Linked DNA regions of Homo sapiens: region 2 is linked to region 1. Evidence: read pairs that join two places in POLR2A ChIA-PET (ENCODE). Cell type or tissue: MCF 10A. All regions are shown on one strand. Links, peaks and the distances in the headings refer to the core of each region. The heading gives the core; the rest is flanking DNA.

Region 1 (2,912 bases), core at 210-2,709:
CGGCTTCAGGGCTGCAGATTCCTTTGCCCAGCAACGCCCTGGCAAGGACAGTGTTGACTGCCCAACAGCAGCCAAGTGTTCATCTCTGTCAGGGCCTATCGGCAAGCAGCTTGTCACCAGCTGCCCAGCACACCCGGAAAAAATGGCTCCTATGTTCACACAGATAATTTGGGTTGATAGGAACAGCATCAGGGGAAGACAATGGTGTCACCAAATCAATACTTGTGCTTCACAAATTAAAGTCTTGGCTCTGGCCCTGAGTTTATATTCAGGAGGGCACGACTCCCGGACAGAGACTAACTGCAACAGACATTTTGCTCCCAACAACAGCAAATTCTCTTTTCTTCGTAAGGAGTCAACTAGAGACTTGATATATTAAAGAAAATCCATTGAGGCTCATGCCCATAATCCCAGCACTTTGGGAGGCTGAGGTGGGTGGATCGCTTGAGCTCAGGACTTTGAGACCAGCTTAGGCAACATGGTGAAACCCTGTCTCTGCTTAAAAAAATATATATACATATATATATATAGAGAGAGAGAGAGAGAGACAGATAGACAGACAGACAGACAGAGAAAATCCATTGAGAGCATCCCTTAACTGTGAATTTATGTTTGTTGTGGCATCTCTCTAGAAAATAATGTTGGTAAGCTAGAAGAGGGGACCTGCATGCTGGCATAAATGAAGCTTTCTACACTCATGTTTGTAGCAGCATTATTCACAATAGCCAAAAGTTGGGAGCCAATCAAGTGTCCATTGATGGATGAATGGTAAACAAAATATGGTAGATACATACAGCAAAATATTCAACTTCAAAAGGAAGGAAATGTCAACATATGCTACAACATGGATGAAACTTGACAACCTTATGCTAAGTGAAATAAGACAGTCACAGAAAAGCAAGTACAGTATGATTCCACTTCAATGCGCTACCTAGAGTAGTCAAGTTCATAGAGACAAAAAATAGAATGGTGGGCCAGGCGCGGTGGCTCACACCTGTAACCCCAGCACTTTGGGAGGCTGAGGTGGGCAGATCATGAGGTCAGGAGATGGAGACCATCCTGGCTAACATGGTGAAACCCCATCTCTACTAAAAATACAAAAAAATTAGCTGGGCGTGGTGGCGCACACCTATAGTCCCAGCTACTTGGGAGGCTGAGGCAGGAGAATGGCGTGAACCCGGGAGGAGGAGCTTGCAGCAAGCCAAGATCGCGCCACTGCACTCCAGCTTGGGTGACAGAGTGAGACTCCGTCTCAAAAAAAAAAAAAAAAAAAAAGTCGAATGGTTGTTGCCAGGGTCTGGAGGTAGGGGGTGATGGGGAGTTATTGTTTAACGGGTACAGAGTTTCCGTTTGGGAAGATGAAAACACTAGAGGTGATGTAGTGATGAATGCACAACAGTGTGAATGTCTTTAATGCCACTGAACTGCACGCTTAAAAATGGTTAAAATGGTAAATGTATGTTATGCACATTTTGCCACAATAGGAAAAAAAAAAAAGAACGAATCTTTTACTCATCAGCCAGAGAGCAAGTCCTGTATTTAAATGGATCACAACATCGTGGGCTCTGTGGAGATTTCTTAGAAATGTTCAGTAGAGTAGAAAGGGTTTAGCCCCTGATTGAGTTTGCTTTTGGACATAAATTAGTAATCATAGAGGCTGACAAACTGATTACTCATAAATCAGTCACGCAAAACAAAACACAGATTGCAACACAGTACCCTAAGTTTTACCAACTAGGCAGTTTTCCTATCTTGTAGATCAGGACTTTTCAGACTTGAATGTGCATGGGAATCACCCAGGCATCTTGTTTAAAATGCAGATTTGGATTCAGTATGTTTGGGGTGGAGCTTCAGATTTCTGTCTGTACAACCAGTTCCCAGGGGATGCTGATTCTATTGGTCCAGGGACCCAGTTTCAAGTAGCAAGAGTGTAGACCTCTCTGTAATTAAGATTCCTTTCTTTGCTCATTTGGCAAGAAAAAAAAGGTTCCTGTCCACACCTTGGAGGTAACAGCCTCCTCATGAAAATCGAACACAGGCATCTCCAGATTTAGATGGAAGAAAAGTCTGTGGGAGATAGGAATTATTCCTGGGATCCTCTCATTTTGCTACTTACTGCCATCAAAAGTCAGGTTTCAGGGATCAACTCCATCTTTTTCTCCACCCAACCATGGACATACTGTAAATAAATCCCTTGCACTTATTCTCTTTGGGTATAGACCAGATCAGCTGCAATTTCAGAAAGAAAGAGAGAGAGAGAGAGGGAGAGAGAGAGAGGGAGGGAGGGAGGGGAGGAAGGATCAGCTGCAATTTCAGAAAGAAAGGAAGAAAGAAAAAGAAAGGGGGAGAGAGAGAAAAAAAGAAAAAGAAAGGAAGGAAGGAAAAGAGAGAGAGAGAATGGGAAATAAGAAAAATATGAGAAGCAAACGACTTCCTTTGAAGTGCTCTAACATAATCATTCAGCATCTCCTCATTGCTTTTAGGCTCAAGCTCCGAATCCTTAGAAGGGCTTCTGGGGTCTGATGAGGTCCCTGCCCACCCAGCTCATCTCTCACTCTTCCCCTGCTTGTACTCTGTGTTCAGCCATATTGAATTCTTTTCTTTTCTTTTTTTTTTTTTTTTTTTTTTACAGTTGCTGTCTCCTTGATCTGGAAGCTTGTCCCTCCTTGTAACACCTGGCAGGCATTGTCTCTTCTGGAAAGACTTTACGCCACTGCCCTCTTTTGCTGCCCTTTGAGTTGGGTTGTCTTTCTCTGTCTTCATTTGCACACTGTGCTTACCTCTGGCACAGCACTTCTCAGTATATTTCCATTGTATTCCCCTGTCTATGTCCCCCCTGAACTGTGAGCTCCTTGAGGGATGGAAAGATGTCAAAAGGCTGACAAACTCAGTGTCTCGAACATATGAGGTGC
Region 2 (2,912 bases), core at 198-2,697, 73 kb before region 1:
TCTTGCCACATTGCCTGGGCTGGTCCTGAGTTCCTGGGCTCAAGTGATCCTCCTGCCTCAGCCTCACAAAGTGCTGGGATTACAGGTGTGAACCACCACGCCTGGCCACGTTTAACACTTTGGCCTCACTGTTCTGTAAGCATATACTCAACTCAGGGCCTTTGAATTTTTTGTTTCCTCTTGCTGGAACCCTGCTACCACTCATGGCTTACTCTCTCACATATTTTAGGTCTCTTCTGAAAGTCACCATATCTGTGAGATGTTCCCTGAGTCCCTTATAACACTTACTTCCCCTTGTCCAGCTTACAGAACTTGTCATAACTGATTCACAATATACACATTTACTTTTTCTCCTTTTCTTCTCACTAGAATGTCAGTTTCTTTTTTCTTTTTTCTTTTTTGAGATGGAGTCTCATTGTGTCGCTTAGGCTGTAGGGCAGTGGCATGATCTCGGCTCACTGCAACCTCCACCTCCCAGGTTCAAGTGATTCTCCTGCCTCAGCCTCCTGAGCAGCTGTGATTACAGGCCTGTGCCACCACGCTCAGCTAATTTTTGTATTTTTTTTTTTTTTTTTTTTAGTAAAGACGGGGTTTCACCATGTTGACCAGGCTGGTCTCGAACTCCCGACCTCAGGTGATTTGCCCACCTCAGCCTCGCAAAGTGCTGGGATGACAGGCGTGAGCCCCCACGCCCGGCCGAGAATGTCAGTTTCAAATGCAAATCCAGGCCCACAGGGAGTTGTATGTCTTGTTGACTGCTGTTTTCCTACACTTGGACCATACCTAGCACACTGAAGGTATTCAATATTGACTGACTGAATGATTCACTGCTAGGAGTTAGTTTCAGGTAATAGAAATCCCAGCTGAAACTATTTAAAGCAGCAGTCCCCAGCCTTTTTGGCACCAGGGACCCGTTTTGTGGAAGACGATTTTTCCATGGACCGTGAAGGATGGTTTCTGGATGAAACTGTACTGTACTGTTGGCAGTACAGTACATCAAGCATTAGTTAGAGTCTCATCAGGAGCCTGCAACTTAGATCTTTTGCATACTCAGTTCACAATAGGGTTTGTGCTCCAGTGAGAATCTAATGCCGCTGCTGATCTAACAGGAGGCGGAGCTCAGGTGGCAATGCTCGCTCCTGTTTGCTTGCCACTCACCTCCTGCTGTGCAGCCCTGTTCCTAACAGGCTGTGGACTGGTCCATGGCCTAGAGGTTGAGGACACCTGATTTTTTTTTTTTTTTTTTTTTGAGACAAAATCTCACTCTGTTGCCCAGGCTGGAGTGCAATGGCATAATCTCGGCTCTTGCAAGTCTGCCTCCCAGGTTCAAGCAATTCTCCTGTCTCAGCCTCCCGAGTAGCTGAGATTACAGGCATGCACTACCACACCTGGCTAATTTTGTATTTTGAGTAGAGATGGGGTTTCTCCCTGTTGGTCAGGCTGGCCTCAAATTCCCGACCTCAGATGATCCGCCCGCCTTGGCCTCCCAAAGTGCTGGGATTACAGGTGTGAGCCACCACACCCGGCCAAGGACATCTGATTTAAAGGAAGAAAAGGGAATTTATTGGCTTGCAGAACTATCAAAGAACAAACTTGCAACAAAAAAGTTTAAAGATCCAATTGGCTTTTGTTGGTAATTCATGAATTGGGCAGCGTTTCTTCTATGAAATACAAAGGCACCCTGAGGAGCTGAGCAGAGGAGCTGGGCTTTACAGGCAGAAGAGGCAGAAGAAAGCAGAAATAAGGAACAAAAAGCAGTTTGGTTGTTTCAAAGTCCCTTTTCTTATAGAATTAAAGCAGAAGGGACTTCCTTATCATGCCAGCTCAGGTTGATGGGGCCTCTTTGGATTGGTTGCTGTGAATCTTCCTTTTTTTTTTTTTTTGGAAAACTGATCCACTTCTAAGTTCAGTTTGACTACGTAACAGCTAGCATGAGTGACTCCATTCTGGTTTGGTCTGATCTGTTGGGGCCCAGCGCAGGAGCTCAGTCCAAACCAATGGCATCCCCATAAGTTTTACTTAACAGAACTAAAAGCCAAGGGATATACAGGCTTCAGGTATATCTGGAATCAGGGGCTCAAATGATGTTATCAGGACCACTGCTCTCCTGATGTCTCTGTTTTTCCTGCCTCTGTTCTGGCTTTATTCTGAGGCTTACTTTCATTTTATGGGAGGAAGATTGTGACCAGTAGTGGCAGGTTTATGACCTTATAGCTCCAGGCAGAAAAAGAAAAAGCTTTTCATTGCCATCAATATAAAGTTAAGTCTAAGCTGGGCTTGGTGGCTCACACCTGTAATCCCAACACTTTGGGAGACTAATGCAGGTGGATCACTCAAGCCCAGGAGTTTGAGACCAGCCTGGGCAACATGGCGAAACTCTGTCTCTACACAAATTAGCTGGGTAGAGGGGCATGCAACTGTAGTCCTAGCTACTCAGGAGGCTGAGGCGAGAGGATCAATTGAGCCTGGCAGGTCCAGGCTGCAGTGAGCCGTGGTCACACCACTGTACTCCAGCCTGGGTGACAGAGCCAAGACCTTGTCTCAAAAATAAAATAAGTTAAGGCCTGACATGAATTGGCCTGGATTGTAACATGTCTCCTTTCCCCAAAACCCATCACTGTGGCTGGGAATGCCATGATCTAATTATCCAGGTGCCAAGCACATACCCCCTCCTGGAGCTGAGGGTGGAGCCAACACCGCAGAATTCCATGGATGAAAACCATGATGCTGCCGTTGACTAAAGGCAACTTTAGTCAACTGATAGATGCTGAGTCAACCAATAATGATTGTCCGTTAGATCACCTATTGCTCACATTAGGCAGTCTCTAGTCTCTAAAGTAGCCACACAGCAAAATCGCAGTGGTAGCAAAATCATAGGAGAGCCCAGCCTAACTGCTGGAATGGGAATCCAC

The links. ChIA-PET counts read pairs that join two places held together with the same protein. Peaks named below come from ENCODE experiments on the same cell type or tissue, not always from the same donor. Only the 100,000 strongest peaks of a DNase experiment are listed, where the experiment ranks them.
Region 2: POLR2A ChIA-PET joins it to region 1 with 5 read pairs; 3 of 35 experiments call an interaction of 5 or more read pairs at or near these places.

What each region holds. Positions count from the first base shown.
Region 1 is chr17:59,434,242-59,437,153 of GRCh38, reverse strand. The region is part of intron 2 of LINC01476 (long intergenic non-protein coding RNA 1476); the gene reads left to right. Among named protein-coding and RNA genes, the nearest start is that of MIR4729, 70 kb to the right of the region's middle. In MCF 10A, for the core only: no CTCF peak of the experiment used is centred there; a DNase peak (open chromatin) is centred at 1,723.
Region 2 is chr17:59,507,426-59,510,337 of GRCh38, reverse strand. All of the region lies in intron 1 of LINC01476 (long intergenic non-protein coding RNA 1476), which reads left to right. LOC105371845 (a long non-coding RNA gene) reads right to left here. Exons shown (of 3, transcript XR_934887.2): 3 at 2,547-2,912. Among named protein-coding and RNA genes, the nearest start is that of LINC01476, 18 kb to the left of the region's middle. In MCF 10A, for the core only: no CTCF peak of the experiment used is centred there; no DNase peak of the experiment used is centred there.